Regions from separate parts of the Mus musculus genome. Here regions 1, 2, 3, 5, 6 and 7 are each linked to region 4. A link is a loop called in an ENCODE intact Hi-C map of the cell type or tissue named here. Cell type or tissue: left cerebral cortex. All regions are shown on one strand.

Region 1 (4,000 bases), 1.7 Mb after region 4:
CTCCAAACAGTCCCAGATCCTCCCTATATCCCTACCTACCCACATCCACATCCTTTCTTGCTCCCTCTCAATAGAAAATAAATTAGCATTAAAATAACAACAATAACCTGAACAAAAACAAACACAAGAAAAATTCACAAGAAGAACAAAGAAAACTCAAAAGAAACATATATTGATGTAGAGACAAACACACTGGCAAACACAGAAATCTCATAAAAACACAAAATCAGATACCAAGTTATATAAACAAAATGCCTACAAGGAAAGGGAAAAAGAAAGAAAGAAAAATGAAAAATAAAATGCTCAGACACATGGAGAAACAAAACCAAATCCAAACAACAACAACAATAACAAAAACCCTCCAAAACTACAATGGGATTTGGCCTGGCCTTAAAAGTGGTTTGTATGCCCAATTAGACACCTTTGGAGACAACTAATTTTCATTATGAGTGGTTATCAATTAGTTATAGCTTCTGGGTTGGAAATGTCAGCTGGACTGCTGGGCATGGTGTCACACGTCTTTAATCCCAGCACTCAGGAGGCAGAGGCAGGCAGATTTCTGAGTTCCAGGCCAGCCTGGTCTACAAAGTGAGTTCCAGGACAGCCAGGGCTACGCAGAGAAACCCTGTCTCGAAAAAGAAACAAAGAAAGAAAGAAAGAAAGAAAGAAAGAAAGAAAGAAAGAAAGAAAGAAGGAGGGAGGGAGGGAGGGAGGGAGGGAGGGAGGGAGGAAGGAAGGAAGGAAGGAAGGAAGGAAGGAAGGAAGGAAGGAAGGAAGGAAGAAGGAAATGTCCGCTGGAAACACAGACGTTATTAAAAAGCGAATTATACAAACTCATAGGTACACATATTTGAATCAGAAGCATCACTCATGGGAAACGTTAAGTTTTGCGTGATTGTGTTTTTTGGCTACCATCTGTTCTTCGAGTTATTTCTGTGTGTGGGATTCACACATCAAAAGTTCTATACAAGGATGCAGTCTTAACACTGTATTCAACGTTGTGCCTGTTCGTTTCCAACAACAGTAAGCTTCACCAGAGAAGCTATATTAGCAAAACTGGCAAACACTAGAAACGGGGCAACCTCCCCTGGAAGGCCAGCCAATGGTCTCTGCTCTGAGCTCATTACTAACTCTTCTCTGGATATACAGTTTTTCAGAACTCTGGATGTACTTTCTCAGTCCCTTTACTAAGTAATTTCTAGATAATTAAACTGATCAAATGATTGTCAGCAACAGGTTTATGAGTACAAGGAAATGCCAAACAAGTAAAGAACTGTGAACAGAAGGCCCTCTCCTGGCGCAGTCCGCATAGTTTTATTCTAATGGGTCATAGTGACTGTAGTGACATGTCTTCTCCCTAGTCCCCAAACTATCACATCACATGGTAAGCTACATGAGGCCCCTGGTTTAGTTCCTTGCGATTCAGAGATGTATAGCAAATAAAGGCTCTTTAAATTATGAATTCTTGTCTCATCCTTGATCTCATTGGGAAACAGATAGAGCAGAGTAGATTTCACTGGAGAAACTCGATATTACGGAGACAATAAGCTATGAGGAATAACTCTAAAGATGTAGTGATAGCATTTAAAGGACGTTGGGCTGCCCACAGGAAGGGCAAACTTGGTCAGGAAAATCCCCTGTTCCATTAGGCCTGAGGCTTGTTTGGGAGGGAGTGGTTACAGCTCCCGGGATGGCAGAAGGGGCTACTGGGGTTTCTGGGTCGAAGCTGGTCCACACTCAGCAGACAGGAAGGAAATGAGCCAGCCTGCTGGGTGCGGGCATTCAGCCCATTAAGCAAAGCCACAGAGGAAGTCCTGGTGCTGCTAACGACTCTAAGCCTGGAGCATTCAGTATCAGTACGCTTCAAGTACAACTTTCTGAAGGTGATCATAGGGCTTGATGTGAGCCTATGAGGTCACCGCGTCCACTGGGTACGTGGCTGGATAAAAAAGCCACCACATGTTCTCACCACACACCCACATCATGTACGGAATAATGCAGCAGAAGCCAGAAGGGTAACGCCAAAGCAAAACTGCTCAGAGGAAAAGCATAAAAGAGAGGAAGAAAGAAAGAAAAAAAAAAAAAATCCCTTTTTTTTCTTCAGCGTGTCTCTTGCGCCCTCTATTGGCAAAGTAGATATCTTGCGGCGTTTACAGAGTTGTTTTGTGTTTGGAAGTGAAATTGGCAGTGTTCTCTCTCGATCCTCACTAGGGGGTCTTGGCTGACACATTTGTAAAGTTAGTCCCTCCATTTTGAAATGGTATTTTTCCTTGTCATCTTGCCCTATCAAATTTGTAAGTCGGAAATTCAGCGTTCCCTTGATGACTCTCCAGCGACTTTCTCCATAGCAAACATCTGCCTCAAATAAACTCTCCTTTTTTCTGTCAACCTCAAACTTATGTCATTATCTGTCCTATGAACGACTATATTTATTCCTTGTGAAAAAAGAGATAAGTGCCTGTAGTTCATGAGACATTTCACTTGGCATTTCAGGTAGATAGATATAATCTGTTTATGTTATTATAATTTAAACTGCACTGTAGAGGTAGAATAACAGCTCTGTCAATTAGAAACATTAGGAATTCCATACAAAAATATTGAAATAATATGATAGTCATGATAAAAATAATGATCACAACAAAAACATTCTTAATAGGAAATTGCTTATAACCTGTCAGTAAGATTAAAACTAGGTAGAGGCTCTCAGGGGTTATCACTTCCAAACAGGGGGGAAAACAATCTCTGAAGTCAAAAGTAAAAATCATTTAAGGCTGTGAAAATTATCTTAAGAATAATAAACATGTGTTTGGAGGGAAGAGGGTCTGTAAAGCCATCCAACCCATGGACCATATTAAGACTCAGAAAACATATTAAAGATGTAGGTATTTTCCGCAAGATCTTTGATATTATTTCCAGTGGTTCCTCGTCTGGCTCCCTTTTGTGAATCTTTTCTGCTAAGCCTCTAATCCAAATCTTGTTCTCCAGGTCTCCTTTTCTATCACAGTCTTGTAACCATTCATCTTTATGTGTTGTTAGAGCCCAGTCCTATCCCCTTCCGAGCTTCCGTCCGAAAGAAGATGCTCAGCCATTCTCTACTCCATTACCTTGTGCTTCACTCTGTGTACCTTTGGGGTGGAGCTCTTTCCGACTCTGAGTCAGCTTGCTTGCTCTGCGGTGTGCTTTGAGGCTACTTGGTGTTTTAGTTAGCTTTTCAAGTACCACAGCACAAACCTTGAGATGGACCTATCAAAAAGCGAAGAGATCTTTATTTTAGCACATTGCTCTGGAGGTTCAAATATAATATCGGGTGGCTCAACTGCCCTTAGCCTCGGATGAGTGTCATGCATCACTATGGACTCGAATACTTTCTGGTCAAGACAGGAAGCAAGGAAAGATGAGAATCCCACAGTACTCTTAGACATATGCAGTCAGTGACTTCAGGAGATCATGCTAGGCCCTGTTATTTTATTTTTAGCATTTCTCAACAGGCCAACCTGGAACCCAAACTCATAACACATGGACTTAGCTGGGAGAAATTTGCGACTAACCCACAAACCTCAAGAACCTGGTAAAGAACTGGAAAATTATAGCATTAGACAATGAGAAATCTGAGCTCCCTGCCACTAGCAAACAGTGGAGACCCTTGCCAACATCCATGAGAAGCAACTATCCCAAACAAATCGTTAAGGTTAATAAAGGCCTAGACATGGTAACTGAAAGGTCATGAGAGTCTGGACGAAAGGGAAAAACCAAGTACAACCTTCCTAGTTTCTAGATACTAAATAGACCAAGAGCTATTCACATGAATGCATAACCAGTCAGGCTTTCCATTGATCTGAAGTTATCTACCAATTAAATTTCACAGGGTTGACCTTAAAAATTATCTAAATACCAAGATATATTTTTACGTTTTTAGTATTTCGTTTATAACAGTTATCTGGAAAGAAATTCCATGTGATATTATGATATATTGGTACAGAAGTCACAAGGTTTGATATTT
Region 2 (4,000 bases), 960 kb after region 4:
GAGACACAGAAGAGGGCTCTAGGAAAAACTTTTGGATGGGATTATGTGGAAACTACCCTGCGATTCTCTGCTGCCAGAGCCGGCCAGGCGCTTCCACCGCAGCGCAGCCTTTCCCCGGCTGGGCTGAGCCTTGGAGTCGTCGCTTCCCCAGTGCCCGCCGCGAGTGAGCCCTCGCCCCAGTCAGCCAAATGCTCCTCCTCGGCCTCCTCCTGCTGACATCTGCCCTGGCCGGCCAAAGAACGGGGACTCGGGCTGAGTCCAACCTGAGCAGCAAGTTGCAGCTCTCCAGCGACAAGGAACAGAACGGTGAGTATCGCCCCCTCCTCCCCCTTCCCGCGTCTCGCTGTGCGTTCGGGTTGGCATTGTGCGGTGGCATGTGGGGTCCTCCAGTCGTGGAGCTGATGGTCGGGTCTCTGGCGCTGCAGATGGGAGTTTCCTGAGTCCGCGTGCACTTTCTGGGGTGGGGGCAGATTTCGGCAGTTTGCAACTTCCGAAGCTCACTGAGTAGAGGGAGCGGGAAGTGCCCCGCAACCTCAGAGTGGAGAGGACGCATGGGCTATGGAAAGGATTGGAAAAGTCAACTGTGACCACATTGCTAGGTGGCATATGGCCAGAGTTACAAGTAAAAGAACTGCCTTTAAGAAGAAATCCCAAAATGAATGAGTCGTGGCAAGTTTGACTTTAAGCAGGTATGGGGGGGGGTGTTAAGAATGGAGAATTCAGGAAAGGTATTAAATTCCTTAATCGAAACACTGTATTATGGGAAGGCAGGCACCAATAAAGAATTAGGTGAGAAATACAGAGGTCAAGAGGCCACTTGGACATTTTCAAAGGAATTGGTTATGGTTTTTCTCTTGAACTTTTTTTTTTTTTTTAAAACGTGCCTTTGTGCCCCGAAACCCTCACCTTTTGGTGGTGTATTTTTTTGTATGTTCATGAATGACTATTTTGTGTGTGTTGGAAGCGATCTAATCCTGCATAGGAAATGAGAATTACTTTCAGCTTTCAAGTGTACCTGAAATGTTTAGAAAACTTTCAGATGCGAGTTCCCCTGGGCTGGGATTGCACAGAGCTGGAGAAAAGCCTCTTTCATAAGTCCAGGGAAGCTTCGGGGGTGTAATTTGCTTAGCCTCTGAACCCCATATGATTCACAGCATTCAATTTCTAAACTCCTTTGCTCTTGATCTACCACTATAAAGCCATTTTTTGAGACTCTTTTGTAAATAGAAATTTTATACCACACATGAAACCACAATGCTAATGTAGGCATCCTAAAACTGGAATATTAAATACCCTGTTTACAATACAAGGGGAGGTTCTCGCTGCTATTTAAGAGGGAAATATACATGTTTTTCCTACTTTGTTATCTATTTACAATGCAATTTCACTAGCCAGGTAAGATGACTGCCAGAGACAGTTGGGAAATGAGGATGGAGTGATATATATATACATATATACATATATATGTATATATATATATATATTGCTTCAAGGCTTCACATCTGGATTTCAACTCTATAAAGGACACATCTTAAAACAAAGTCCAAAAATACATATGTTCTCTTCATCATTCCTATGCATTGCTGGGCCAGGGTAATAGCATGGTGTTTCTTGGTATGCTTGCTCCTTACCTCTGGCTAATGTGATGGCATGTGGCACCTTAAGGCTCTTGAACTGCTGATCAAAGGGCAGCCTAGTGATCTATCTATAATCATAGGGCCTGCAGAGACCTGAGAGATCAAAGGAGCCACAACACCAGCTATACCCAGGCAGGAAGCAAATCCAACCAACCTTTGTCCTTTCTAACACAAAATAAATGTCTAGTTTAAAATATTGCTTCTTACTAAATCTCCATAGCAACCCAGCTTCAACTTATCGCTGCACAGTGAGTGCTCCTTTCTATTTCTGGTCCCTCATCTCCTGTGGCTGGGTCCCAGCATCCCTCGTTCTCCTTGCTACTTTTGTATCCTTTTGCTTTTTCCTTGCAGTCCCTTCTCATGATCTACATGCTATCATCACTTTGCAATGAGCGCCAGAGCTTTCTGCTGGCTGCAGCTAGCTAGCTACTTGGGTAGCTTCACATCCCCAGAAGATGGGAGTTCACTAAGCCAGGCCACACACATTCTGGTGCCATCTGATGCTGGGCCATTCTCATTCCTAAGATGCATGATGCTAAAAATAGTCTCCTCATTTCCTAATCTGTGGGCAGAGGATCTGGCTATGTTTAGCTCTTTGGAGGGTTGGCAGCAGGAAGTAGAGAGGAGAGGAACTACTCACCTTAATAGTTTTCAAAGTAAGAGAGGTAGTGCTAGCTAACACTAGGGGGCAATATAGAGCTATTTTCTGCACATTCTCAGGTTGACTTTTAGACATAGGGTTTCAGGGTTTGAGAATAACAGGTGGGCTTGGAAGAAGAGCACTCTGGAATGTGACCAGATTTCTTGGAATAGCAGCCACTTCTTTTGACTTTTTTTTTTTTTTTTTGACTTCCCAAAGTGTCACTTCCTTACATTGGCTAGTTTCCACCCTCATATTTGGTTGTGCTTGAGTTTTGATTGCCCTGTTGCTCTTTGTGTTGATGATCCTCTGGTTCTGTAGGCATGACCTTCTCAACAGTTAGTTCCCTTAGACAATGCCAGGGGTCAACTTGATTCACATAAAGGCCTTCTAAGGGCCAACCACAAAGTGTCCAAATCGATCTGGATTTGTGATCATAAGAGGTTGGTTCTGTTTTCAAGTTCCCCCTCCTCTCTATGACTAGGGCTGATTAGTTTCTTTAACAATTTGATGTCATCAGTGGAAATTGGATGCTATGTTTGTCCCATAGTGGAGCTAAATATGCACCCTTGGAATGGAGCATATATACATGACTCAAAATTAGGGAATAGGACCATTTGCCCAGTTACTAGCTACTAGATTGTTGTTCTTGCTATTTGAATGTAGCATACTTTTATCTTTTCTTCCCAATGTCAGTGATGAAACTCAGGCCTCACAAGTATTAGATAAGCACTATCCCAGTGAAAATTACCCCAGCTCTTCTTCAATCCCATTGTTATTCCATACCCCGATGGCTCCAATATGAAGCCAGGCTTCCTAGATTTTCCTTGAGGAAATGAGTTGAAAAATAACTTTTACCTACTTGGAGGACATCTGGTTGTTAAACACAGGGAGGAAATACTTCATGTTGGCAAAGCACTAGCTCCAGATAACAATGCCTACTATGAGGTGCTAGAGTTCTTCTATTGAGTTCCAATAAGGAGGAATTACATAGATATTCAGAAGCCGCAAGAAGAAAGGCTCAGTTTGCACATCAGATGTAGCAAATAGATACCAACTACAAAGCTATCTGTGGAGCTATGTTTCACTTGTCTTACGTAAGTCATTTTAACTGACCCCTAATCTGTTTTTTGTTTTTGTTTTTGTTTTTGTTTTGTTTGTTTGTTTGTTTGTTTGTTTGTTTTGCTGTCCTTATTCTCCCGAAACACCTTGGGTTTTTGTCTTAGACTTTGTCTTTATTAGGGCTCATTTATGAGCAACAGTTACAGTGTATGCCCTTTCCTAAGGGAAGGTTTCATGGTTCTTTGGGCAACTTCCCTTGGGGAGATGGGTTCACTAGAAATGCTTTTGAATGTTTGGTCCCTCTTTTAGTGCTAGCTCTTCACACTGCTGCCACAAGCCTGCAGGTAATCAAACAGAGCCCACATTTTACCCTTTAGATAAGAACTTGGAAGCTCTTTTGTGAACAAACTGACCAGAGTCTTTAAAGATGCTCAACAGTACACAGGCTCTGACTGGGGACTCCAAGGACTTTCCTGCAAGGCAGTCCTTAAGTTTTAGAGTATGACCTTTGAAACATATATTTTTGTTCTTTATGAAGAAACTTCCTCCTATGGCTCTGTTCTGTATGAGAGAGCTGAGGCAGCTGAATAAGGAAAGAACAATTATGTAATGATGAGTGCGGTCCTTTCCTTCCAATAGCTGGGTTTTGGAAGTCCTGTAC
Region 3 (4,000 bases), 130 kb after region 4:
TGTAGGAGGACCAGCAGTCTCAATTAATCTGGACCACCAAGATCTCTCAAACACTGGACCACCAAACAGACAGCATACACCAGCTGATAGGAGGGCCCCAACATACATACAGTAGAGGACTGTTGGGTCTGTGTTCATTCAGAGATGATGCACCTAATCCTCAAGAGACTAGAGGCCCCAGGGAGTTTAGAGGTCAGGTGGGGTGGGTGATGGGGACATCCATGTGGAGAGAGGGGTGTGGGGAAGAGGTATGGGATGTGGAGCAGTAGGAGGGTGGACGTGTGTGAGGGGGAATAAAATATGGAGTGTATAATAATAAAAAATTAATTTAACATTTTTATCTGTTTACATATGATGGAAAGCACACCTTTTCAATGAGATAAAGAGGAGAGAACAAAGGATTTGTTGTTGTTATTCTTGTTTTTTTTTTTTTTAATGAAGAGGCAGGGACTCTACAACTAATACATGGTGCATTTGTTGTGTTTCCACTGCTAACATTTGAAAGGAGAAGAGAGAAAAAGAGGAAGGTATAGAATGGAGAAGAAAAGTAAAAAGACAGAAGGCTAACCTCCAAAGAAAGTGGAGAAACAAAGATGGGAATGAAGTAAGTGAATTGGGGATGATACATAGCACAGAGCTTGGAGAAAGTTGATAAGCAAAAGAATACAATTTAGGACATAAAGATGGTTGTGGATCACAGAAGGATAATTCCTCATACCCACCAAATAATGAAACTTCTATTTAATACTGTGATTGTCCTGAGGCAACTCAGAGAAAATTAGTGCGGAATTACTAAAACAACCAAGTGTATTAGGTGAATTGTACTTTCCATAACAGAACAATTTTTCTTCCTAAAATGTCTTAAACATTTTAGGAGGTGTTTTGCTCCAGGGAGCTGAGCACGATGCTTTTTGTGAGACCTGTGCACATATCTCAGCTCTGTTACTTACTAATTTGCATAACACTTTCATTAGTCTGGTAGGATTTTTTCTTTTTTTTTTTTTTCTTTTTCTTCTCCAGATACTTGCTATCCATGCCATTGGAATAGTCTTACCTTCAAAACTGATTTTGATTTGGGCAAATATACAATACTTACTAATATAAAATATAATAAATTGTCAGTGCCAATCTTGATTGACATAATAATATTGCTTCCTTCCTGAGGTCTAGTTCCATATTCTTAATCCCCTAAAAGTTATATGATCTTTTTTATTTAAAAGCAAAGCAAGCAAGGAAACTTTCAGGTCCTTCTTGAATAAGAAATATTAAAGTTAAGCTAGACATATTTCATCAGTGAACTGGGCCTGAATCTACGTGAATGTAACCCTAAAGTCCTCAGGGAAGTCAGAGGATAAAAGTTCTGTGAACAGTTACTAATGAAAGGGTAAGCTGGGTTTGGAAAGAGGCTGTAGAATTTTGTCCTTGCAGAAGGCAGGAGAGTCAGAACCTATTGTGACATCTGTGTTGGCAGGGTCCCCAGGAACTGGCCTGGGAAAAGCACTAGATAACAAAGTAACTCACACTACTACTTAAGCAAATTACTATTTGTGGTGTTCTTTACTTAAGAATGTCTTAATATCAACTATTAAGTGTTTTCAGCATTAATAGGGAAGGGACAATTGCTAGCCTTCTGCTAAACACTCTTGCTTGCCCCAGTTCATTGTTCAGGGTCTCCAGGGAAACACCAATAGCATGGTGACAGTAGCTTTCACCCCTGCTTCTAATATAAAAGGGAATTCTTATATCACATTTAGAAGATATTTACTGCCCTTATATTTACCCTGGTATGCTTTATCAGGTCAATCACTATCCTTTTTGAAACTACTTATTAAAAATTTACCTGCATAGATCTGGAGCCAAAGTAAGAGGAAAGAAGCTGCTGCTTCACAACCCAAGCTTTTCAATAACACGGAGTGGAACGAACATTTTGTGATATTGAAACACTTACATAATTTTTGCCCACGAGACTGAACCGAGATGAGCTCATGATTCATCTGCAACATATAAACGAGTAGGAGGCATGGCTTCAAGCTCGGGAGGCTGAAGACTTCTGATGAGAAAAGCCTTAAGCCCCTGAAATGAAATATTTTGCAATTCTAATTAGAGTCAAATCACTGCAGATCTGTTAGTTGCAATTTTTATATTTGCATTTATATCTTAGACTTCTATTCAGAATAAATCCTCAGGAATTTCACCATCTTCAGATAAGGTTTTCAAATCTGCAGAAATGACCATAAGATTTAAACTATTAACTAATTGTAGGAGTTGGTACACTACCATGATAAAGTCATTATTGAGAAAAGACATTTTATTTTCCTTTAGTTAAGTGCAATTCAAGCTTATATTGTCAGTTACTGCATAAAACTTATACTCTTCTTTGGAAATACTTCAGATAGTATAATTTGTATTTTAAATTATGGTTAAGATTTAGTATTAATATAAGCAAATAAAATGTCTTATATAATATGATTTGTTCATAAGAAAGCAGTCAAGAGTTCTTCCTGGGTAGATTACTTGGTTGAGATTTTGGGTAGATTATCATTTTGTGCTTGGGGCATCTTTTCTGTTGAATGGCAACACCAATGCTCTCTAATTAAAATAAATATTATGAGAATTTGATGTGTGTATGCAATAAAAACATTTTGCAACTTTTGTATCTGATGCTCATGGAAAATATTAAAAAAGGGGTGGAAAGATTGTTAAGAACCAAAGTATCAGAATATATGATATAAGATATTGTCTTCTATATAGGATACAGAAGCTGTGTCTATGAACTCATAACAATATGGCTGCCTGAACAGGACCCAGAAGAAGGGAAATTCAGCATCTCCCTGCCCATAGATGAAGAACTACAGTTGGTCAGTGCCTGCTGTGAGAAAGTCTCAGTCTCTTCTGGAGAAGAGCTACCACTTAGGTTGTCCAATTCCAAGTGGTCAGCTCTAGACACATGTATATATGAATAACCTAGATGGATTCAGTAGGCTATATATATATATATGTGTGTGTGTGTGTGGTGTGTGTGTGTGTGTGTGTGTGTGTGTGTGTGTGTGTATGTGTGTATGTGTGTGTGTGTGTGTGTGTGTATGTGTGTGTGTGCAAATATATGTGCACAAATATACACATGTATATACATGCAATAATAATCATTAAAGAAGAGATCATAAATTTGGGAGAGGGATCATAGGAGGAATTAGTAGTTGAGAGGGAGAGAGAGAAGGAATGGTGTAGAACCAATGCTCATATATGAAGTTTTCAAGAAAAATAAAATTATTAAAGAAATAAACAAAAATACTCCCAATTTTAAAATGTCATCTAATATATAGCAAGCATTCTATAAATTTCGACTCTCATCATCAAGATCATCTCATGTATTAAGTAAAATTGATAACTCCTCTAGGGTTTCAAAGATTCTTTTTTTTATTGCAATCTTAAGCAAATTTGAATTCCTTGCCTTCAGTGAATAGAATTTGAAACACAATCCCTAACTATTATTATTCATTGTGCAGTAGTTAAAAATAAATCAGGGAAGGAACAGAGGGCATGAGCTCTTCCCAGGGCTCCTAAATTGGTACCTATTGTCTCTAACAGCTGTGGTTTCTGTAAGCTCCCACGAAAATGCACTGGCAATCATGTTTTTCATGTAGCTGACAACCTTTCCATCTCTCCAGTGTTGGTCTTCTTTGGGGGGCAATTGCTCAAGTTCCCATTGCCATAACAACAGGCTGCTCTCCTTAAAACAAGATATGCTCTGAGTCAAAGTAGAATTGTTTCCATGGTAACTGCTAGATACTTAAGTGCAGGAGCCTGCTTTTTAATCAGTCAAATTGTTCTTTGTCAAGAAATAACCACATACTGTTCTTAATACAGTTTCATATATATTTTTTTAGTGTATGGCAAATGGAAAAAATAGGATGAATTTTTATAAAAATGCAAACAAAAATGACTAATTCCTTTTCATAGCCATAATGTCTTGTTCATAAGATGAAAACCTACATAATAG
Region 4 (4,000 bases):
CTTTATAACACAAAGCAAAAGGGTGGAACATAGGCTCTCATTGGTCAAGCTTTCAGTGCTAAAAGAGCCAGAATCCTTTGAAGTCATAAGCTGGGGTCAAGTTTCTCATGTCACTGTATAGCAGAGACCAAGGAGGTTACCAATGATGGCTGTGGTTTCAGGCTCTGAAAGAAGATGGCTTCCAATAAAGCATTTCATAGTTGCTAATGTGTAGCAGCATCTCATGAATAAAGAGGCCACGATGCTGGTGTTGATGAGGACTCTGAACAAGAATGCGTTCTAAGTGGTGGTTTGCATGGGAATGCCTCCCATAGGCTCAACTCATATGTTTGAATACGTGACCCCCAAATGATGGGACTGTTTGGGAAGGATTAGGAGGTATAGCCTTGTTGGAGGAGGTGTGCATTTGAGGGTGAGCTTTGCATTTTAAAATCCCATGCCATTCCCAGTTAGCCCTCTCTGCCTTGCATTTGTGGACCAAGATGCAAGGTCTCAGCTACTGCTTTAACTGCAGCCATGCCAGCCTGACGGCTGCAGTGCCATAATGGTCATGGACTCACCCTCTGAAACTATAACCCCAAATAAATTCTTCTATAAGTTGTCTTGGCCATGGCATCTCTTGTGCCACCAATAGAAAAGTAATGAAAAGGTGACATTTTAGATTGGGTTTTCCTTTTGTTTTAGTTTCATTTTTTGGTTGTTGCTCTTTTTACCTTTTGAGATAGGCTCTCTCTAAATTGCTGGCCTTCAATTCAATTGTCTCTGCAGGAAGCAGATCTTGAACTTGTGATCTGCCTGCCTTGGCCTCCTGAGTAGCTAGGATCACTGGTCTGTGCCATCACTCCTGTCTATCTTGTGTTGCAAGAAACTTTCTGAAATGCTCACATATCTGGGGGACTAAGTTTCTGGGAGCAGGTAGCATAGTTCTGAATGTGAAAAGGTCCTTGTTCTCCTTTTAATGTTAAGTCCACTGAGTTTAGATCAGTGCAACTATGAAATGAAGGTAACCTTTACAACTTCTTATAGCTTATGGCTGCCCACCCCCATTCTTTCTATTATCTGCTGAAAATAAAAGCCTGAAGGTGGAGATCTATATTGCTTTTAAGAGCATATTGACGCACTGAGCTGGAAATGGCAGTGCTTTTAATAAGGTACCAATGACACAAATACTATCAAAATGTTAGTTTTGTGGTCCTTTACTTAGAGCAGTGTGGTGTTTTGGTAAATAATATTTAAACTCAGAGCAGTAATTAAGTTACATGACCATGCCTCATGACAGTCTGTTAATATTCTCTTCATTATGGAATTTGGCCTTCAGTGTCCAAAGGGGAACAAGGAGTCACCATCAAATTTGCTAATAAGGGATTAAGTAGAAACTTGACAGCTGCTAATCAACTGGCCGTGCCTTTTGGGTGTTGCTGGAAGTCATATCGAAACTGTTTTATTCCCTTATTAGTGCTGGGGTGAAAGGGGATACTAGGTATGTTCTCTGCCTCTGAGTCCCAAGTCCAGCCTGTCTCTGTCTCTGTCTCTGTCTCTGTCTCTGTCTCTGTCTCTCCTCTCCTCTGTCTCTCTCTCTCTCTCTCGCACCCCCTCCCACTCCTCCATTCTGTCTCACAGTTGTATTTGAACTTTTGACCCTCCTGTCTCAGCCTCCTGAATAGGTAAGATCCCAGTCCTGCATGGTGCTAAGTCAAAGTGGCTCCAACTTTATGGAGATAGTCAATTTGCATAGGAGTTTCTTAGAGAGAGACTAATATTCTCTAAGGTTTACCAAGTACATCAGTCTCTGACTTGGTCCAATTTAGCTTGTGGATTTAGCATGCCGATTAAATCTGAGGAGAGAATTTAGTTACCAAGTTTTTCTTTTCGAATCATTTCGAATTTTAAGTATACACATTTTGCAAGTCCTTCTTTTACAGACAGCTTTAGGTTGGATGCTGAAGGAGAGAGAGGATAACAGAAACGAGAAAAAGCTAAAGGGATGTGTAAGGAATAGAAGAAGGCTAAAAAGCTGAAGAACGGCAGAGAGGTTAGTGAGAGGGGAAAAAAAAAACAAAAAAACAAAAAAACAGAGAGTACGGAGTACAGGCTCTGCGCCACTAGAGGGCAGGGCAGCACTGGGTAGAACGCCATCTTTAGCAAGTTCTTCCCCCTCTAAAAAGAAACCTGGGGCTGAAAATGAGAAAGGGAAGAGGGAAGGCATGGAGGAAATTAGGAACGAAGGGAGTGCAGTTGGGTGTAAGACAAGTTTCTTTTCAGATTCAAGCACGAGAGCAAGAGGAAGAGAGGAAGGATCATTTTTCTGTACCCTGACAAGACTTAAAGTGAATGTTTCCCAGCACCTGAAAGGCAGGGACTGAAAGACTACCATTTGTTGCTCACCTAAGGATTTTCCCCCTCTTCTTCCCGGAAATGCTCAATCTTAACAATAGATCTTTCCAAGAACTGTCTGGGAAGTATAAATAGCTGGCTGCAGCTACAGTTTGAGATTTTGACGTTGCTGTCTATTTCTTCTGCTTCTGGTTTTTACAGAGGATTTTTTTTTTTCTCCCAAGTCTCCGTCCGACGCAGCCAACTGAAACAATGTTTTTTTTCCTTTTTCTTTTTTCCCTAGACAAGTAATTTAAAGACCTAACATTTTCCTCTACAGGGAGGGCGTCGACAATAGCAACTCATTGTTTTTAAGTGATTTCATTTAAATCCACATAAAACAAGATGAAGTACGTCACAATGACCCCCTCCTCTTTTTAAGGTTATAACCTATTTTAATGACTGCTTTGATATACGTCGCATGGCATCTTAAAAATTCAGAAACGGATGTCTCTGAATTTAGATTTAGAATCAAGATATGCAGCTTTTAGTACAACATGCTTTTGAGAGAATTGTAAAGATGGCGTCTTGTTAGGGCTTAACAAGAGACGAGCTAAAAAGGCTCCACTGTTCAGTGGAAATAGCTTGCTCCCATCTTCAGTATCTAAAAACTGCGTGTGTGTTTTATTCAATCATTACTTAAAAATTAAGACACTGTTGGGGACCAGAGATAAAATGTGTCTGGAATGTTTTTGGTGAATGTTTCAAGACTGAGAGAAAGTCCTTTTAGAAAGGAATTTGACTATAGGTGGCTCTTGCTTTAAATAGTAGCTGTACCCTCTGAAACATATCTGTCAATTGATTTTTTTCTAAATGGAATTATGTTTTTTTATTGACTCATGAAAATTTCAGAAGTGCTTTTTATTATTTTCCAGTGATATCTACATTTAGCTTTGAGGTTTTTCTTCCTTGCAAGTAAACAATATGAAAACATTCCCAGAAGCGCAATGTTTGTAAAATGTAGGCCTCGGTTTCAGTTGTCTGCAAACAGTTTCTCTGTTCTTTATGTGTTTCAGTCAGGGATTGAATTTTTGGGCAAAGCTAAGCCATTGCTGTGTGTAAACATAGGTCTTGGTTATCGTAGCATTCAGACTGCTCTCAGGCCACTTTTAAAGACACATAAGCCATCATTTCCAGGCCTCACTTCCAGTCTTCAGTGTGATGTAACAGCTGTCTCTTGTTTAGTAGAGGAAATGTCTGAGAGGAAAAACAGTTCCCGAGTTATCCTGTCTACAGACAGCTCTTCCACTATCATTTCCTCATTAGCTGAGAAGCGTGGCAGCATGACTTTGTCGGGAAAGAACAACGATGCTCTTTTCCTGCGACCAGGGAATTTAGAGCTGGGGAAGACGCTTCTTCAAGGCTACCAGGTTTGTTTTAAATTCATAAAATAACCCATTCCCTAAAAGAAGAATGGTAGAATGTCAAAGCTGTTCAGTAAAACACAACTATTTAAACCAAGTGTCAGGTGGGTAGTTAGTTACTCTGGAGACTTTTCTCCCAAAAGAATTTGGAATACACTAACACTAGGTATGAAAAAAGTAAATAAACAAAGAATGAGAAATATATCTTTCATCACGTTTACATGCAGATAAAATCAACTTAAGCACAGAACATGGATAATTTG
Region 5 (4,000 bases), 1.8 Mb after region 4:
AGAACCTGTGTGTCCATCCATCCAGCACATACCTGTTAAATGCCTGCTAAGAGCCCAATACAGTAAGATTCCTTGGGACTCACAGGTCATTGTCAACATGAGATCAAGATTCTTATTTAACACGTTATGCACTGGACTCACATAGAGTATCAGCTAACAAGTCACTGTCAAATGGCTCTCCGCTTTTAACTGAAAATGCATTAAAGACAATATCAATTTCCATTACCAGAAAACTTCAGACAAAGACAACCGACAACATATATACAAAGAGAGACACTTGTTAAAGAGATTGTTCCACTCTGTTAGGGAGGGTGGCATGTCCTGGGATCTGCAGGGTAAAGTCGGGAAGCAGGAAGCTTGAAGATCAAGACTAGCCCCAGTTCCGAAGTTCTGTGACCCAGGAAAGGTGATGGGAAATTCTGGTCCAAAAACCTGAAAGCATGCATCTTGGCAAAGCAAATGCGTCCACTCGTGTCTGGGCACAGGAAACAGCCAGTATCTAGTGTTAACGGCAACCACGTGCAGAGAAATCTGATGCCCAGAGAGACCAGTCTTTTCTCCAGACTGACCACTGACTGATGCCAGCTCCCGTCCCCCTACAGCTATGGACAGCAAGTGTCTTTACCAGCTCTGTCCCTGAAAACACTTTGTCCAAGAACATCCTTACAAAACCATTTAGCATCATGTTTAATCAAACAGCGTCACCCTCCCTGACTTGGCAGGTTGATGCATAACACCACCTATCACAGGGTCCATTTTACGAAGGTTGTTGGAACGAAGCTACGGTGAGCAACCATAATAGCAGTAGGGAAGAAAAAGAACCTGGGAAGACAGGTAAAGACCTGCAGGAGGCAGAGGGGCGGGGAGAACTCAGCTGTATAGGAAGACTTTTCTGTTTACCTGCATTTTCCAGTCAATTTTTAACTTACCTGAGAAGTTTGGAGAGGGGGAGTTTCTGAGGCAGACCGAGCATCCCCACCCTCCGCTTGTCTGTCAGCCATGATGGTGGAGATGGCGGAGAGCAGGCCTTTCACGAGTCTCACTGGGTTTGTGTGTATTTGTGTGTTACGTAACAATTCTCACGAAATGAACATGTATTTGTATGTTATATAACAAGGTGTGGGTGTGAAGACATAAAAATGAGAAATGTCGAGGCAGCACCTCCGTGCCCTGTTCCCGAGGTTGCCGGTTCTTTCTCGGAGACAATGATGGAGTGTGAGAAGAACTCACGAGTGCAAGATTGTGAAGAAAGTACTAATGAATACCCTCAGAATTACACGCTTCACGTTTCTGCCTTCAAGTTTATCCTAAAAGTCTTTTTTGGAAATGTTAATTCTATCATTTTATTTGTCTAGTTCTGCAGAAAGGAACATTTCTGAGGCTAAATCCTTATTAGAAATATTCAATTTCATCCGAAATGTTTCCACACATAATATTACAGTATAATAAGAAGTCTCTTAAAATATCTAGGTGCTTGCTTAATGTAATTATTATTACCTGTTTTAATGTCAATTCGTTCTCCTGTCTACCTTCAAAGACATCAATTGTGTGAGGGGACTTGTTAATTTGTCTCCTTGGACCTCAATTCCTTCAGCTGGAAAGTGAAAATTTGAATAAAAAGACCATTATAGAGTTCTCTAGCTTTAACCTTATATTCATGATTTTTTTACATGCCATTTATACCAGATTCTATCCTTGGCGCCAATGTACTGTCTTAAGAGATACTATGCTGCCCTCATGTGGTCAGATATGAGGATGCACACAAATCAGTAAATTTTTTTGGCCAGTTTTGTCTGCCAGTTCAGTTTGTTATCCTCAATAACAAAATTAATTAGGAACATATATCCCCCAAATTCTAATACTTTGACAAACAATAAAGATATGAATTATCACATATCAAAAATAATATGAATACACTAATGGTATTTAAAATCAACCCATTAGGTAATATAAATATACATGCCACAATTTTTTTTCAAATCTGTAATATTCAGGTGGTAAAATTAACAGTTTCACAGTGTTCTGAGAGGCCGTGATACATATTGTCTGATTCCATAACTTAAAATATTTCAACACTGTATTATCTTCCAACACCTTAATTTTGAAACATTCTATTTTTTTTTTCATATTCCTTTGTTTCTAGGAGACATTTCTGAGGAAATGGGCATAAAATGTTTAAAACTCTGGCTGGATATTATGTGGAAACTCTACTAACACAATAGCCACCCTGAAATTAAAGTGCAAAGGGAGTTGATTTTTTTATCCATTTATCAAATTGTGACCAATATTGATGATTTAAGGTAATGAGAACTTGATAGAGATCAATGGTCTTAGGCCTCCAATAAATGGCACTCTTCTTATCAATTCACAGAAGGGTAAAGTTATCAATCGGAAGTTACTCTGTGATCACTTCATGAAACAGGCGAGCAGTGGCTGTGATTGTAAAAAATATCAGTAGTGGTTTTACAAGCACGATGTCTTAGAGAAACTAAGTGGGTGAAACCAAGAATCAGATAAACTAAGACTCGGGGGAGGCTCTGCGGCTCTGAGCCCTGCAGCTGCCTGAGACGCATCTGAAGGAAGTGCATCCATCATCTGACAAGCAAATACCACAGCTGCAGGAAGGATTCAGAAAGCCCCTAGTCAGAGGCTGTGTGCTTCATGAAGCTCTTCAACCTAAATTGATCGTTTCAATTCCTCTTTCAGACCCAGAATAACAACTTTCTCTTCCTCACTGTAACTCCATGTGTTGGTACCTACCATCAGACCTTCTCAGCAAGGCACATAGGTACCTTCATATATTATTCTCCCTTCCCATACTCCAGGACCAAATAACAGTTCCTTCATTCCTATTCTTGCTTGCTTGCTTGCTTGCTTGCTTGCTTGCTTGCTTTTTCTATTCTAAATGACCAAATCTTCTGCCCATTTATTTGTGACTATAAAAGTGAATAATGATCAAAACCTTTCAATATTCTCTGGGTCAATGCAAATATTCAAGAAGGAACGGATTAGGGAGGAATTGCTATACTTAAAAAAAGATAAAATCAGGAATCATATTCCCTTGTGTTATAGACAGACAGATTTTACATTATAGGACTGTGAAAAGTTCCACCTTAGACTGTCTCTTCCCTGTCCATATATTTCTTCCCTGAGGAAGCCTATATTTATTCACATCTCTCCTTCTGAGTAATATGATATTTGCACAGGTAGTGGAGATCAAAAGCATGATACTTGCAGGGTCTGTTTAACGTGTGGGAGACACATACCTACTAAATCACCATATAGCATTAATGTAAGTGACAACCATGAGATAAAAAAAAAATACCAGAAGTATTTCTGTAGACAACAAAAATTATGCTTGCTTGCTATTTTAAATTGAGAGAGAGGAAGAGAGTTGTTGACATTTCTGTAGTAGATAACAACACTACGATCATGCCTTTAAAACACCAACTCCACCCCATATACACACACAGCAGGCCGAAAGCTTTCATCTCTGCACATTTGCTCAAATGCCTTCGGAATAAAAACAGACCGAGGTTACCATAGAAACTGCTCATGGTTTCAGGTGTTTCTCGGCTCGGGGGCATTTTGTTTCACTAACTGGGTGGAGAGGGAAGTATGCATCATGGCTTCTCATTAACTCCACTCTCCCTCTTTGTTAGAGGTTGGCTGCAGGAATCCCATGTTCTCCTGGTCTGTGTTCCCAGCAACTTCTCTCGCTGCCATTTGCTGTGCCCAAGTGGCACAGAGCCACTTTAGAAGGTTGGCGACTTCTGCCCATTTCTGACTGCATTTTCCTCCCTTCTGATCAGCAAGGAAATGAGAATGTTACTTCCATAGGAACTCACATGACATGCTTTCCTGTTCCGACTTTATACCATCCATCTGGAATGCTATCAGTGTAAGATATGAAAAACAACGGCAGTGACTGTGGAACTCCAATTAACACCAATAACAGCAAAGATTTAACAGTGTGTGGGGTTGGGGGGCCGGGGGGAGT
Region 6 (4,000 bases), 180 kb after region 4:
TATAATATAATATACAATACATAGATTTTTTATAATCTGCTTTTCTATGAGCATATTTTAAATTGATAATCAGTATGATTACCAGTTGTATTTCTCAAAATTCTTCAAGATACTCATTATTTTTCATTATTTCTACTTACCAATATAAGAACATAAGCAGATAGCATAACATTAACTAAACTTTTATTTTTGTGATAGAATCTAAGCCTGTTAGGACAGTGTTCTGATCGGATGTCTATAGAATTTCTAATCTTATATTTAATAAGTAAGATTTCCTGTAGTTTTAACATATGGGTTATAGGTAATTTTTATTCTTAAGGATTTTTGGTACCATAGAAAAAGCTTATAAATATTTTATTTAGTAATTATTACTATAGGTATTGCTTTTGAATTATGAAATTTTCATATATCTAGACTCCTTGTTTCCAATTGTGTTCATATTATCACTGTGTTTACACATTATTTTTAATGTGTCACCTCTCACTGTATAACCTTTGTCCTCTATTCTATCTCTGAGCCTTATTTTAATATGTATGTAAGATATTGAAATAATAAATGCATACTCGTAAATGTTCACCAACATATGGTTGGTTCATCATTTTATTCTTGTTACACAGATCTACAGGGGACAGTAAAATAATCAATATATGTATGTAGTGCATAGCAGAACACAGACATTGCTATTTAGCTTCTAAGTATTTAAAAATAGCATACAATAATGTGTACATTTATGGGATATATATATATATATATATATATATACACATACATACACACACACACACACATATATATATATATATATGCCCCTTGTACTGAACAAATCTCTTTATTACATTATATTTGAATTCTTAGATTCCTTTTTAAAATTATCCATAGAATCTAGCCTGTGAGAACTGGGATCATCCCACTGAATCTTGTTTATTTTTGGAATTTAGATCTTCAGCATTGTGTTAATGCATAGTTAAATAATGCGATGTTTTACTAGAAAACATAGGTCATAAACGAGTGGAATCATGAAAGTCTTTATTAATAATAATTTTTAGTAACACTTAAAAGAGGTTGTAATGAAAATAAAATGCCCTACAAAGATTGGTGATGCTGTTCAATGGGAGTAGGGAGGATTAAACCTCCTCTTTATATGAAAAATTTTAAACGGAATTATCTTCATTTCACATCCTGTTGGTGACACCTCAGGTGACATCACCTGGTCTCTCCATTCCCGTATATTTCTTCTCTTCTTTTTAGACAATATGTGACAACTCATATGGGGTTAGTTGTATGTTTATCTGGGGCCATTTAATCCAACTCATTGCTGCGTTAGTGCTTTCAACTATTAGCTGTGATTTCTTATGGCTATTCTGAGGCCATATCGTCCCAGGAAAAGATCCTAGTAAATGTACACTAATATTTTACAGTAAAATGATTAAGGTGAATATTATAGCCCTTCAAAGGCTACTAGACACATTTTTTGAAAGGAATTTCAATTATTAGAGGTATGGGGATGGTAGAACAGGAAAGGGAATATTTTCTATGGATTTTTCCAGGCATATGAATTTTTGTCATACTTTAGTAAGACATTTAAGTGGCTTTTCAGAACACTTGGCTCCTATTTCTGTATTAGCTCTCCCATTATATATCTTACATGAGAAGAAAATCACATAGCTTCAAAGGAATTTGTCTGGGGATGGATTGCAATAATATCCAATTACTGATGAAGGCATAGATGGGTTGTATACCTGAGCCCATGAGCTATAATAAAAAATTAGTATGGTACAGTGGAGCCCTGGGTCTCCATTTAGTTTATTTCCCTAGGTCATTCCACACACAGTAAGATTTCATCTTTATTGCCTTGAAACAGCAAATCACATTTTTGTTTCCTAACCATATGCAAAGTAGGGCTTTGGAGTTTTGCTCTAATTTAAAGCATTCAACAAAATCCTAAAAAAAATGTTTGGGTTTTCATCACTGTGCTCTAGTTAGAAGCTGTAGAGCCTCTTCTTAACCTTCCTGATGGCTGAGTTTTAGAACACAAGTGGCATTTGGAAATGGGGTCAGAGAAGTACATCTTTTGGTGGCAAAGTATGAAGTTCCAACTTCCAAGTTGTCTTCAGCAGTGATAGTAACTATGGGTCTAATTGGGCCAGCCCTTAGGCTGGCAGCTGTGACTGATGCTCCTGCCTACTTCCCCACTTGTACCTCACCTGCACACTTAAGAATGTGCTTTGTTCTCTTCTGAGTGGAGTTTAGCATGAATTACCATCCCTACACTACCCTCTGACACTTTTACTCTCTTTAAATGTTTTGAGATGGGGTTATTTAAGCCTACTTGCACAACAGTCCTTGAACATTCTCCTGTCTCACCTTCTAAAATATCTGAAATTACGGGCATATACCACCTTTCTGGATACTGCTCTTCATCAGCTTAGCAATTTTGCTCAAAACTCACTTTTGCAATGGAACAATAGGTGTTATTTGAGCGCTAGACACCTCTATCCATTTTTGTATTCTTACTGTATGAACTAGGTTGCTATATAATCATGGTTCAAGCCAGTGGCTGCTGAGTTCACTGTCTCACTCTCTAAAGAAAAAACAGAGAAAGAAATGGGTTCAAAGAGAAAGCAAAGCCAAAGCACATTCACTAAGGAAAAGTGAGAAAACTCACAGATGGGAGAGAATATCTGAGGGAGGGATATTGCTGTACACCCTAGTTTAGTTAATGAGACTTAAAATAGAGACCTAGGCATTCCAATCTTTGAGACTAAACCTTCGTGGAATGCATCAACATCAGAATCAGTGAATGGTCTTCGCATACCCCTTGCTCACCCTTTGGATACCCTTTGTATGCCCTTTGGGTCCAACTGGAGGGGTGGTCATGAGTTTCTTGCCTAATCAGGAAACAGTCATGCATAATGGCCAAATTTATCCTCTCCTTTCCTTGATTCATTTTATTCTTTTCCAGGCTATTGATGTAGTCATTTCTCTTTTCTTTGGGAACACACAATAAACATACAATTTGTCATGGGATTTTTTGCACTGACTTCTTATAGAACTCGGGTTCTTATTGCAACAGACAAATGGAAATACTAAAAAAAAAAAATTGTGCTGGAAATAGAAAAAGAGGGTGTGAAGAGTTTTCCAAAGAAAAACAAAGGCAAAACAATAAAAGGGACATGGGTAAAGTGTATTAGTGTTGGAGGTGACCAGACATCCATTCCCAAACCTGCGTCCCCAGCACCTCACAGGAGCATCAAAAGCTGAGTGAAAAACCTAACACAATATCCCTAGTGTGTTAGGGCTCCAGAAGAGTCAGGGTAGACAGAAGGGTCATCTAAAGGGAGTAAAGGAGAGTATCAAACGCTGAGGGCAGCAACTGTGTACTTCCTGCTATGACTTTCCTAGTTACTTTACACTGTTTGGTAGGAAACTTTGGTAGCCATGTTTCCAGTGAGTCTCTTATAAGCAAAAATGCTTGTTTTATATTTGTGATCTAAAGTTTAATCCCATGAGACAGATGGTGAAATCTAAGGGTTTTTGTTGTTGTTAGAGAAAATGATCCATAACCTTCAGTATAGAATAGGACAACACTAGTTAACTCTGACTTCTAACACACTTGCAAAATGTGCCTCTTCAATCACTTTTCTAATTAGTGAGCAGACATCTTGAAACACTATGATCATTCAGATTTTAATTGTCAGACAGTGCGGTCTACAGTCACTCCATATGTTCCTAAAAAATATGAACAGTCACGCCAAGATAGCAACTAGAGTTTTGATGATCATGGCTAATTGGGAAGCTAGGCATGATTCAGTCTATTGTTTATCCAGTTGGAACATAATTATGATTCCTTTCTCCACAATCCCGTGAGCATACATCTCTTCTCTCCAAAAACTGAACTGTGTCATATAAATAAGTAAATAAGGTTCCTCTCTCTGGGGGAAGAGCACATTGCCATTTAATTCACTTAAAGGATGTCAGAAATTACAATATACTAAGTGAA
Region 7 (4,000 bases), 590 kb after region 4:
CAACCTAGGTTGGCATTCCCTGGCTATCCTCCTGCTTCTCTGCTCCCCTACTCCCAGGTCCTAGGATCGCAGCTACATGCTAAAGTATTGGATAAAATTTAATGTTTAGGATGTCAGACTTTTGAATGATCATAGTAAAATTAACCATGGCTGGCTGTTCAGATGACTCAGGTGGGAAAGGTATCTGCTGTAAATCCTGATGATGTGAGGTCGATCCCCAAGACCCACGTGACTGAAGAAGAAAACTGCTTCCCATAAGGTGTCGTCTGACTTACACAAACATGCTATGTATAGATTTATACACATGTACCCAAATGACCAAATAAATAATACTAAACTAAAACAATAGCAACAACATTGAAAAAATTGCTGTAGTTGCAAAACAAACATGGCTGGTGGAGGGAAGAGAATGACTAGTGTGAGTTTGAGGCCAGCCTGGGCTACAGAGTGAGACCGCATCATAAAAAAAAAAAAAAAAAAAAAAAAAAAAAAAAGCAACAGTGACAGAAACAAGGGTCAAGGGTGTGCTTCAGGGGTAGGGCATTTGCCTAACGTGCCAGGGCTTCCCAGTCTCAACTGCCCAATGAGGCAGAAGGACTTGAACTAAAGAGAAGACAGATGAGATTTGGGGAATACAATAAAATCTGAAGGAAGAAGAAGGGAGGTATGAGGAAAGACAGGAGAAAAATCACTGGGTAGAAGATGAGAAGAGCATCCTTTCAGTGAGAAGAAGACAGACAGAAGATACTCAGTGTTGTGGGTGGAAATTTCAACATGTTTTGCAAGATCTAATTTGAACTAATCTAAATTTGATTAATAACCTATGATTTGTATATGGAGGGCAAACTAGATCTAAGAAACAGTATCCAGTAAACAAATACCTAAAAGCTTAAGTAGACATTAAGTAGATACAACTCAGAGTTAGTCATCAGTCACAGCAACAGGGTTGACACTGTAGAAATGATCAAACTGGAAAATGCTTTTTTTTTTTTTTTTTTTAGTTTTTAATGCACGAAGAGCCTGTTTCCCAGCATGCCCACAACTCCTCCAATTAGACAAACTGTTATTGTCTTTAGGTATAATCCTGAGAACAAAAATCAACTAAGATGTTTGCATTTGCATCTGAACTAGGAATAAATAGACAATGAGAATCATGGTGAAGAAGCTGAAGAAAAGGACACAGCTTGGATGTGTTTATGTCATCCATGTGTGCCTCCTTGTATGATGTTCATGTCACATCGTATCCGTTGCATCCATAAGCTTCTAGAATCCTGTAGTGGCAATGCTGTAGCCTTACAGAAATAATGACAGACAGAGTACTAAACATGGGAAACAGCACTTTGAATTTGAAGGACTTTACCCACAAAAGAAAATATACTGTGATCCAGTGATACTGGAACTCCATGAAGAAGGAATTCATCTCTGGTGAGGGCTTCCTCAGTCTTACAGAAGTGTAGAAAACTTCCATAAGGAAGAGATGGGGCCAACGAAGGTTAGACTTCACTTGATCCAAGACAGGGATGTGAACCTGTCAGTAATGGCTAAAATACAGGAGTCTAGATCTCTTGTTAATGCCTTTAGAAAAAAATATGAAATGAGTGTTGTACTAGGAATTCAATTATGATTTTTTTTTAAAAAGCCTTTCAGTTCATACAGGAGTTAAGAATTTCCATGAGATGGTAGACAGGTACAAGTAGAACAAAACTGATCTATTATGGAAGGACAATTTTTTTCTTTTCATTTGTACCTTTTCTTTCTGGAAGCATGATTGCTGTCATAAATATGCTTATTTCAGGAATTGGGTACTGATAGAATTTAACAGAACAGTAAAAGGGAGAAAATGATAGGAGGCATGTCAGCAGCCTCTTGCTTTAGTTACTGTTAACTATAACTGCAGCTTTCATGGCGTGGTTCCTGTTTTTCCACGGCATTCCCAGTACACATGTGAAAATGGAGAAACAACGCCAAGGTGAGAAAAGAAGTCAAGATGCGGTGGGATACAGTAATGCTGCCGCCCATCGCTGCCTTTCCCACTAGAGCTTCCCTTTATGCTTTGCTAATTTGGCAACCTGTCCAGGCTGCTTTTACATCAGAAAGGAACACACAGAAGTGAGAACTTCCAACCTCAGCTGAAGAAAAGATTCATCAATGGGAACAGAAATGGACATGCAATTTGAAAGAATAAAGATACTGTAGATATTATGCATGTGTTCTAGAAGGTACAGAAAAGAGGAAAGAGAAGACATCCTTAAGATGGACAAAAATCACCTTTCTAAATGAAATCTACAAGGTCCAAGATGAGAATTGCCCAGATGAAATGAAACCTCGTGAGATAGTTACAGAGAAGGCTCATCAAAGAGCACTGTCTGGTTACCATGGTGAAGAGGACAATTTGAAGGTAGCTGGAAAATGAAACACATGCAACTGAATCCCCGCAAATAAAAACAGAGAACAGAAAATCCACTTATTTCCATTGATATGCAATTATTTCTCATATTTGATAAAAACTCAAACTGACAGTTTCCAAAATTCAAGCAACTCAACCGCAAAAATCATGGACTGCTTGTTCTGAAGGCTATCCTGGCAAACTTTGAAGTCAGTGACAAGGAGAAGCGTGTTTAAAGAAGTTCCTGAGAACAACCCACTTACAGAAGGAAAGACAAGGAGAGCAGATTCCTTCTGAGGAACAGCACATTAGACGAGTGGATCAGACAATTTGATCAAAGATATATAACCCTTTAAAAGCAAGCTGACAGAAAGATATTTTACAATTCTAAAAATTGCTGAGCTTAGTCATTACCAGAAGACCTTGACTCCCATAGATGAAAAGAAAGATGCTAAAGGATATGTCAGATGAGAAAATCTGAATCCATCTACAAAGGCAAAAAAATAAAAAGAAAGGCACAGAATAAATAAATTCATGAGGGTAAACATGAAGGCATTTCCTTGTATAGCCATTTTTAAATGAATTTGCCTAAGTCAAAAAGCACTAATAGTAAAGACAACATCTGTAACATCTGAAGAACAAATATGTATTTATATATATTTATATATTTAGATTTGATATATAACTATCATATATATAATTTAAGTCCTATATAAATGTTACAATTCATGATAAATAAGCATTTACATCAGCAAAGACAGCTATACCTTATTCACCCGCACCCGCTCCCTGCAAAACACACACACACACACACACACACACACACACACACACACACACACACACACACACACACAGGTTAAATACGCAAGGTGGTGCATTTCAGTTAGTGTGCCTCAGTTATCTGTACTTGTTTCTTTTGAGTTTATAGTTCTCAGCTCACTTTCAGAAAGACCACATTTCTATTATGTTATTGAAATTGTCCCATTTTATGACTGATGGCAGTTTAGGATCCTTCTGTACAACAAGCAATGAGAAAGATCCCATGAACACCTGTTTATCTTGATGTCACAGGGGCTTCCCTAAAGCTCTTACTGTGACATCAGTAGCAGCATCCTTCTCCTCATAGCACTCAGGAAAAATAGCTGAGTTAAATCCAACAAACACATGGAGAGCATTGCTCAGTACTTTAAAATGAGCCACTAGTTTCATGCTAAGGAATGTGACAAAATTTACTGTAGTGTATTTGTCTTTTTCCTTCAGAATTAATAGAGTCCCATATTCTCCACATGTTGAACAGTTGTGGCCTTCTATGATAAGCTCCATATACAAGACAGCTTTTCCGTGAACAGTGAGACCTGCAGTAATCTGCAGGTATAAGAATAACTATTTACATGATAACCGCCAGTTGTGCCAGCACCTCTTGTTGAAAATGCTGCCTTTTTTCCACTGGATGGTTTTTAGCTCCCTTGTCAAAGATCAAGTGACCATAGGTGTGTGGATTCATTTCTGGGTCTTCAATTCTATTACACTGATCTACTTGTCTGTCGCTGTACCAGTACCATGCAGGTTTTATCACAATTGCTTTGTAGTACAGGTTGAGGTCAGACATGG

Evidence for each region. Hi-C counts contacts between places; a loop is a spot of excess contacts. Peaks named below come from ENCODE experiments on the same cell type or tissue, not always from the same donor. Only the 100,000 strongest peaks of a DNase experiment are listed, where the experiment ranks them.
Region 1: a loop joins it to region 4, with 6 times the contacts of the local background. A loop is called at or near these places in 9 of 42 quality-filtered maps.
Region 2: a loop joins it to region 4, with 2.5 times the contacts of the local background. A loop is called at or near these places in 4 of 42 quality-filtered maps.
Region 3: it touches region 4 in a loop (4-fold over the local background); 6 of 42 quality-filtered maps call a loop at or near these places.
Region 5: a loop joins it to region 4, with 5 times the contacts of the local background. A loop is called at or near these places in 18 of 42 quality-filtered maps.
Region 6: it touches region 4 in a loop (3-fold over the local background); 2 of 42 quality-filtered maps call a loop at or near these places.
Region 7: a loop joins it to region 4, with 4 times the contacts of the local background. A loop is called at or near these places in 3 of 42 quality-filtered maps.

What each region holds. Positions count from the first base shown.
Region 1 is chr3:81,781,309-81,785,308 of GRCm38, forward strand. No RefSeq gene overlaps it. Among named protein-coding and RNA genes, the nearest start is that of A830029E22Rik, 19 kb to the right of the region's middle. In left cerebral cortex, a CTCF peak has its summit at 2,130 (motif pointing left); DNase peaks (open chromatin) are centred at 946, 1,284 and 1,953; H3K4me3 peaks cover 475 bases; H3K27ac peaks cover 736 bases.
Region 2 is chr3:81,037,249-81,041,248 of GRCm38, forward strand. Pdgfc (platelet-derived growth factor, C polypeptide) reads left to right here. Exons shown (of 6, transcript NM_019971.3): 1 at 1-306. The coding sequence starts at 189. Among named protein-coding and RNA genes, the nearest start is that of Pdgfc, 2.8 kb to the left of the region's middle. In left cerebral cortex, a CTCF peak has its summit at 2,322 (motif pointing right); DNase peaks (open chromatin) are centred at 4, 1,060, 2,016, 2,266 and 1 more place; H3K4me3 peaks cover 1,632 bases; H3K27ac peaks cover 1,880 bases.
Region 3 is chr3:80,203,560-80,207,559 of GRCm38, forward strand. No RefSeq gene overlaps it. Among named protein-coding and RNA genes, the nearest start is that of Gm36569, 320 kb to the left of the region's middle. In left cerebral cortex, no CTCF peak of the experiment used is centred here; DNase peaks (open chromatin) are centred at 1,517, 1,975 and 3,656; H3K27ac peaks cover 2,979 bases.
Region 4 is chr3:80,077,855-80,081,854 of GRCm38, forward strand. No RefSeq gene overlaps it. Among named protein-coding and RNA genes, the nearest start is that of Gm36569, 190 kb to the left of the region's middle. In left cerebral cortex, a CTCF peak has its summit at 2,113 (motif pointing right); DNase peaks (open chromatin) are centred at 2,157, 2,928 and 3,451; H3K4me3 peaks cover 718 bases; H3K27ac peaks cover 2,275 bases.
Region 5 is chr3:81,923,408-81,927,407 of GRCm38, forward strand. LOC102640985 (a long non-coding RNA gene) reads right to left here and starts at 1,227. Exons shown (of 3, transcript XR_375741.2): 1 at 930-1,227. In left cerebral cortex, a CTCF peak has its summit at 1,746 (motif pointing left); DNase peaks (open chromatin) are centred at 1,006, 1,731, 2,597 and 3,614; H3K4me3 peaks cover 993 bases; H3K27ac peaks cover 2,010 bases.
Region 6 is chr3:80,252,857-80,256,856 of GRCm38, forward strand. No RefSeq gene overlaps it. Among named protein-coding and RNA genes, the nearest start is that of Gm36569, 370 kb to the left of the region's middle. In left cerebral cortex, no CTCF peak of the experiment used is centred here; DNase peaks (open chromatin) are centred at 2,099 and 2,647; H3K27ac peaks cover 2,380 bases.
Region 7 is chr3:80,666,331-80,670,330 of GRCm38, forward strand. No RefSeq gene overlaps it. Among named protein-coding and RNA genes, the nearest start is that of Gria2, 130 kb to the right of the region's middle. In left cerebral cortex, no CTCF peak of the experiment used is centred here; DNase peaks (open chromatin) are centred at 2,481 and 3,877.